Regions from separate parts of the Homo sapiens genome. Here region 1 is linked to region 2. A link is a contact called in ENCODE Hi-C or POLR2A ChIA-PET data. All regions are on one chromosome and are shown on one strand. Each heading gives the region's core, a stretch centred on a gene start or an enhancer-like site at or near the end of the contact. The rest is flanking DNA. Distances are from core to core; before and after follow the strand shown. Region 1 has its middle 49 kb from the start of TGIF1. Region 2 overlaps MYOM1 (myomesin 1).

Region 1 (3,676 bases), core at 90-2,589, 220 kb before region 2:
TTCACCTCAGTGCTGAGTTTAATTATTGTCTTGCAAATATTTACAATACTATTGTTTTATTGCAGATGGCTCTTCCAGAAATGTCAAACTGCCCATTATGACTGGATGTACCTACTGTATACTAATATTTTCTTTCTGTTAATAGATAGCAGTTATTTCAAATATACAAACAGGATTATTTCATGTATGTAAATAATTACAGACTGTTTTTTGTTACTCAGATATCTACTGTATTCCTTATAAAAATGAATGTCAATAGAACCTGAATTCCCCGGGTCGAAACAGTGATCTCTCTGGGCTATAGCACAGGGCCCCTCTCAGATGTCTAAAACCATTAGGAGTGACAAAGCTGTACTTTCAAAAAGGCACATATTTACATATGGCTTGAATAAATAATTTTCCCTCTAGTTGCAGTTCTGTTACTTGTATGGTTTCATTTCCCTTCACTTACTATCAATCACTGTCCCCCATCACCCACAAAGACAGTCTGAGTATAAGGTAATATCATTTTCTGGTTATATACATTTCTCTTCTAAGATTCAGGATATATGGTAGTTCATGTATTTAACAAAAGTAACCTGAATGTTCCCCGGGTCCTCCAGCTTTCAACATGCTTGTGGGCATATGTATGAACTTGGGTGTGTGTATGTGGCCAAGGGAACACGTCTATTTAAAGCCTATACAAAGCAGCTGAAACTCCCACCCTACTTGTCTGCAGCAAGTCCAATTTCCTCCACAGCCGTTTCTGAGTCTCCTTCAAGGTAGGTGAGGGTTGCTTCTCTTTTTGACATTTTCTTTTTTTTTTTTTCTTTTTGAGACAGAGTCTCATTCTGTTGCCCAGGCTGGAGTGCAGTAGCATGATCTCAGCTCAGTGCAACCTCCACCTTCCAGGTTCAAGTGATTCTCCTGCCTCAGCCTCCAGAGTAGCTGGGATTACAGGCACCCACCAACACGCCTGGCAAATTTTTGTCTTTTTAGTAGAGATGGGGTTTTGCCATGTTGGCCAGGCTGGTCTTGAACTCCTGATCTCAGGTGATCCACCTGCCTTGGCCTCCCAAGATGCTGGGATTACAGGCGTGAGTCACCATGCCTGGCCATCCTCTTCACACTTTCATTCTGGTTATCTTGTCTCAGATCTTATACTCCCCACACCTCAAGGCTTCTCTGCCATTCACCTCTGGCTGTTTCATAACTATTTTTCAGCCTGCTACCCTTCTCCGTCACCTCTTCCCCTCCTACACTAGGTGCAGAGCCCTGGGCCTTATTTTTCAAAGGATGGAAGGCAAGGCTGCCATGTTTAAGACTTTACATGGGTAGAGATGGACACAAAGGAACTGTTCTGCAGAAAAGGGAACCTTAAATCTGGATATCTATTATCACTGCTAGTGCCACCCGTTGGCCACACTCCTTCAGTTGAAATCCCCTTGGGCCATCTGTTTTCCATCCTCAGCCTACCACTTTGTTGTTCAGGCTCAGTTCCTCCTTTTCATCTCCCTCACTTCTACTACTTTCAGGTATAAGAAGCAAAAATCTTGTAGAAATTATAAAGAAAATCTCTGCTCAAGACAAAGACACTCCCTGCCTTAGTCCATTTTTTGTTGCTTTAACTGAATACCTAAGACTGGTAATTTATAAAGAAAAGAAACTTATTTCTTATAGTTCTAGAGGCTGGAAAGTCCAAGAGCATTGCACCAGCCTCTGATTAAGGGCCTTCTTGCTACATGATAACATGAAAGAGAGCATCACATGGTGAGAGGGCAAGAGGGTGAGTGTCACCTGAGGCTTCTCTTCCTCTTCTCATGTAGCCACCAGTCCTGTTGTGGGTCCCCCACCCTGATGACCTCCTCTAATCCTAATTGCCTCTGAAAGGACTCATCTCCAATCAGCATTTGAATTGGGGGATTAAATTTCCAACATGTGAAGTTTGAGGGGCACATTCAAACCACAACATTCTGTACCTTTACATTATTGAAAGTTATATTAATGACAGCATTATATTATTAAACAACACCTACCATCTCAGTCTGAAATATGTGCATTCAGATTATTCAACCGCTAGCTATCCTTAAGAAAGATGAACTGAAAGGGCTCAGAAAAGTTCCCTTCTAGAACAAAATAAAAATATCTTCCAAGCTTCTACTTCAGAATACAGGCACCACTCCAGTTTTAAACTAGCACTTTAAAATTCTTTCTGCTACTGAAATTTTTTTTTTTTTGAGACAGAGTTTCACTCTTGTCACCCAGACTGCAGTGCAATGGTGTGATCTCAACTCACTGCAACCTCAGCCTCCCAGGTTCAAGCGATTCTCCTGCCTCAGCCTCCCGAGTAGCTGGGGATTACAGGCACCCACCATCATGCCTGGCTAATTTTTCTATTTTTAGTAGAGACGGGGTTTCACCGTGTTGGCCAGGCTGATCTCAAACTTCTGACATCAGTTGATACACCTGCCTCAGCCTCCCAAAGTGCTGGGATTACAGGCGTGAGCCACTGTGCCCAGTCTCTGTTACTGAAATCTTTCAACAATATCTATTTAAGATCTCTTATGGATTCTGTATTACCATATTAGTGACATGAGAGATCCCAAAGAATAGGGACTTTTTCTGGCCTCCAGAGGTTCCATGACATAAGACCACTCATTGAATTTGGATTCTAGTGCTGGCTGTGTTACGTGTTGGCTAAGTGACCTTTGACAAGTCACCTAAGCTCTCAGAACTTTAGTTATCTCACCTGTAGAAGGAGGAGAATAATACCAGCCTCAAAGTGCTTTTGGGGTTTTGTAAGAAATAAGTGAGAACAATTGTTAAAAAAAAGTAAGGACTTACACAACTGTGTGCAAATATACACTGTTACAAGAACTAAATCTTGGTTTATTCTAAGAAGTTCTTGTGATGAGCAGACATCGTGAAAAGTATTTTTTATGGATTCCAGGATGTTTCTTGAAGCTGATTAGAAGCTGGAAAGAAGAAAGGGGGACTTTTTGAAGGCAGAGTCACTCATAATATCTCTGCCCAGTTCCCCAAAGTTATGTCAGACTCCTGAGCAGATTGGGGTACTATAATTGTATTAGTCAGGATTCTCCAGAGAAACAGAACCAATAGGAGGTAGATGCAGATAAAGATGCAGCTATAGATATAGATAGGATACAGAGATTTATTATAAGAAATTGGCTCACATGATTAGGAAGCTGAGAAGTCCCAAGGTCTTGCCATCTGTAAGCTGGAGACCCAGGAAAGTCCAGTCTTAGTCTGAAGGCCTGAGATCCAGGGAAGCCCACGTTGTAAATCCCAGTCCAAGGGCAGGAGAAGACCTCCCCTAACTCAAGTAGCCAGGCTGGAAGCAAAAGGGGGCAAATTCTTCCTTCCTCCACCTTTTGTTCTTTTCAGGCTGGAAATGAATTGGATGGTGCCAACCCACATTGGAGAGAGTAATCTACTTTACCAAGTCCACTGATCCCGATGTTGATCTCAGACAGAAACACCCTCACAGGCACACCCAGAACAATATTTATTTATTTATGTTTTATTTTTTTTTTGAGATGGAATTTTGTTCTTGTTGTCCATGCTGCAGTGCAATGTGCGATCTCAGCTCACCACAACCTCCGCCTCCTGGGTTCAAGCGATTCTCCTGCCTCACTCAGCCTCCCAAGTAGCTGGGATTACAGGCACCCACAACCAT
Region 2 (3,756 bases), core at 979-3,478:
AGTCAAAGTGATGTGTGGTGTGTGTGTATTTTAAACCCATTTCTCTTGCCATGTGGTGATAATAGAAAAGTTGTTAGCTGGGGAAAAGGTATTAGGGTGCTAAATTGAGTAGTAATGGAAAGAAAGGATGGTGAAGCAACTATGGGAGCTGCAAAATAGTTTTTTATTTTATTTTTAAAAATTCATTTTTTACAGTCATGGAGTCTTGCCATGTTACCCAGCTGGTCTCGAACTCCTGGCCTCAAACGATCCTCCTGCTTCAGCCTCCCAAAGTTCTGGGATTACAGGCATGAACTGCCACTGCTGACCTGCAGAATACTTTGTAATGAAAATTTTATAGAGATATGAGCAATACTTTTGATCCGAAGCCGAATTGAGTGTCACTGAGTCATTTGGTCAAACAGCACATGTCACAGCCGTTGGTATCACAGCGCTTTTCTTAGGCAAAGAGGAACCACTGAAAACCCTCCAGCACAAGAAAGAGCAGAGCCAGAGTGAGCTTGAGTCCAGTGTGAAATTACCTAAACCAATTATAGAAGAAGAGCATGCCAATTAACATGTTCTACCCTGTACTTCATCTAAACGGGGAATGCGGGAGATTAGAAGTGGCCAGTGGATTTCTTTTTCCAGGCCATCTCTGATCAGATAGTCCTGTCTGCTCGAGCCATGTTGAGACAGCTGTCTGAAGCTGCTGGCAGGAAATAGCACTGCATCAACTTGCAGGGTCTTCTGTGTTTGGAGAAGGTTATGTTGCTGCACCTGCCACACAGCTGCGATTCTTAAGCCAGTCCCACCCTCTCCATTTCACATCTGAGGGAACTGAGACTGTCAACTTACTTTCTTCGTGTGCATTTATTTAAAATCATCCAACTTTGGGAGGCTGAGGCAGGGGGATCGCTTGAGCCCAGGAATTTGAGACCAACTTGAGCAACATAGTGAGACCTCATCGCTATTTATTTAAAATAAAATCATCCATATCATGACATATATGCTTGTCAGAACTCTGTTCTCTCAGACAAAAAATTATGAAGCTACAATTAATCTATTGCATTACGTGCTAATTCTGTTCAACCAAATTTAACCAATTCTGAGCGCCTGCTGTTTGCCCATGACTCATTCTTCCTCAGGAGTAGGAATAGAAGTAAATGTGGATCAGGCCAGGCACAGTGGCTCATGGCTGTAATCCTAGCATTTTGGGAGGCCGAGGTGGGAGGATTGCTTGAGCCCAGGAGTTTAAGACCAGCATAGGCAACATAGCAAGAGCCTGTCTCTACAAAAAATAGAAAAAATTAGCTGAGTGTGGTGGTGCACACTTGTAGTCCCAGCTACTTGGTAGTCTGAGGTGGGAAGATTGCTCGAGCCTGGGAGGTGGAGGTTGCAGGGAGCTATAATCACACCATTGCACTCCAGCATGGGAGACAGAGCGAGACACTGTCTCAAAAAAAAAAAGTAAATGTGGATCAGACACAATCCCAACCTCAAAGGTTTGGCAACATAATAGAAGAGACACATATCCAACCATAATTTTGATAAATGTTATATTTAGTAACTTGAAGCAAGGAACCCTGATGCAGAGAGGCAGGAACGATTCATACTGTGTCATATTTTAGGGAAGAGTTTATTGAAGAAGTTGCATTTGATCTGAATCTTGAAGGATGAGTTCGGGTTCTGTTATATGGAGGAGAGTGTTTGTTTGTTTTAAGTGTAGAAAATGAATAACGTGCTTTAGGGACGGAGGGGTGTATGTGTATGTGAGAGAGAGAGCTGGGGAAAGGAAGGAGCTGACTGAAGCCAGTATTCTTCCTTCCTCTCCCTTTCCATCATGTTCCCTACTCCCAAACCTCCTTATGATCGTGTCCACAAGTCTGAAGAAATGAAATGCAGACAGAACAATTGGAAAATGGAAGCATCATGTGGGTCAGCAGCCAGGCTGCCGGTTCAAATCCCTCCTCTGCTGTTCCTGGCTGTGTGACTGGGCAAGTTCCTGAAACCCCCATGCCTTGGTTTCTTCATCTGGAAAATGAGGTTAAAAACAGCACTATCTCATACGGTGGTTGTGAGAACTGAACTTACCAATGTATGCATAAAGCGCTTAGAGCATTGCCTGGCTCATAGTCAATTCTCTGTGTCAGCTATGTTAATCAGGGTTATTGACGTCATCTGTGCGTGCGAAGTGGGCTGTCTGAAAGGGAAACAAGTGAAACCCAGTTCCTCTTTTGGGCAGAAAATGGTTTAAGTAGAAAAGCCTGGTCCAGCACCATAGCCACTGGCTACTGAGAACATGAGGAAGTGGTGAAGAATCCAGGCGCCACGTACAGACCCAGAAGACAGGGTCCCAGGGAGAGGCCCGCCTGCGTAGTCCACTCTCCGAGGGCTGTGAGGCTTAACCAGATATGGAACAGTCAGAAAAAGGGAGGCTTTCAGCTCTTACTTGTCAGAAGTTTCCTTTCATGATTTATATTATAAATTCTTCCAAGGCAAGAGCCATGTTTGTTTATGACATTGAATAAAACACTTAAATATAATGATCGTTCAATACAATGATATTGCAGGCCGAGCATAGTGGCTCACACCTGTAATCCCAGCACTTTGGGAGGTCAAGGCAGGTGGATGACCTGAGGTCAGGGGTTCGAGATCAGCCTGACCAACATGGTGAAACCCCATCTGTACTAAAAATACAAAAAACTAGCCAGGCGTAGTGGCCGGTGCCTGTAATCCCAGCTACTGGGGAGGCTGAGGCAGGAGAATCACTTGAACCCGGGAGGTGGAGTTTGCAGTGAGCCAAGATGATGCCATTGCACTCCAGCCTGGGCAACAAGAGTGAAACTCTGTCTCAAATAATAATAATAATAATAATAATAATAATAATAATAATAATGATATTGCTTCTAACAACATGCAAGAATGTTAGCAGGAAGAATGTTTTGCTCTCATCCTACACAGATAGCCAGCAATAAAACCCCCAACAGAAAGCCTTCCTCTCTGTTACATCAATAGTGGTCAACTTTTTAAAAAGCTTATTTATGTATTTATTTGTTTTATTTATTTTTAAAAAGCTTATTTGTTTGTTTGTTTTATTTATTTTAAGACACGGTCTCACTCTGTTGCCCAGGCTGGAGTGCAGTGGTGCGATCATAGCTCACTGCAGCCTCAGCCTCTCAGGCTCAAGCTATTCTCCCACTGCAGCCTCCAAAGTAGTTGGGACTACAGGTTTACACTCAGCTAATTTTTTGTAGTTTTTGTAGATTCAGGGTCTTGCTTATTGCCCAGGCTGGTCACAAACTCCTGGCCTCAAGTGATTCTTCCACTTCAGCCTCCCAAAGTGCTGGGATTACAGGAATTACATGCATAAGCCACCATGCCTGGCCTAAAACCTTTTAAATTATAATATAACATGCACACAAAAAGTGTGCATATTATATACTGCAAATTTTTTTTTTTCGAGATGGAGTCTCACTCCGTCGCCCAGGCTGGAGTGCAGTGGCACAATCTCAGCTCACTGCAACCTCCGCCTCCTGGGTTCAAACAATTCTTGTGCCTGAGCCTCCTGAGTAGCTGGGATTACAGGTGTGTGCTACCATGCCTGGCTAATTTTTAGTATTACTAGTAGAGATGGTATTTCACCACGTTGGCCAGGCTGGTCTCAAACTCCTGACCTCAAGTGATTTGCCCGCCTCGGCTTCCCAAAGACTGCACACTTTTACAAATGAATTGCTTTAGTGAATTTTTGTAGATTGCACACACCCATGTAACTGA

Evidence for each region. Hi-C counts contacts between places; a loop is a spot of excess contacts on that map. ChIA-PET counts read pairs that join two places held with the same protein, here RNA polymerase II (POLR2A). Pooled maps may share reads with other maps.
Region 1: a pooled map shows a loop between it and region 2 (6-fold over the local background). The contact joins two enhancer-like sites. A Hi-C loop is called at or near these places in 1 of 37 single-sample maps with no recorded cell type and 2 of 50 pooled maps. POLR2A ChIA-PET finds 5 or more read pairs at or near these places in 1 of 52 experiments (GM10248).

The regions. Positions count from the first base shown.
Region 1 is chr18:3,398,839-3,402,514 of GRCh38, reverse strand. No RefSeq gene overlaps it. Among named protein-coding and RNA genes, the nearest start is that of TGIF1, 49 kb to the left of the region's middle. Within about 2 kb of position 1,339, at least 3 of the 41 ENCODE cell types and tissues checked have a DNase peak (open chromatin) inside an H3K27ac peak, as active enhancers do.
Region 2 is chr18:3,176,568-3,180,323 of GRCh38, reverse strand. All of the region lies in intron 5 of MYOM1 (myomesin 1), which reads left to right. Among named protein-coding and RNA genes, the nearest start is that of MYOM1, 42 kb to the left of the region's middle. RefSeq lists enhancers at 1,995-2,384, 2,405-2,524. Within about 2 kb of position 2,228, at least 14 of the 41 ENCODE cell types and tissues checked have a DNase peak (open chromatin) inside an H3K27ac peak, as active enhancers do.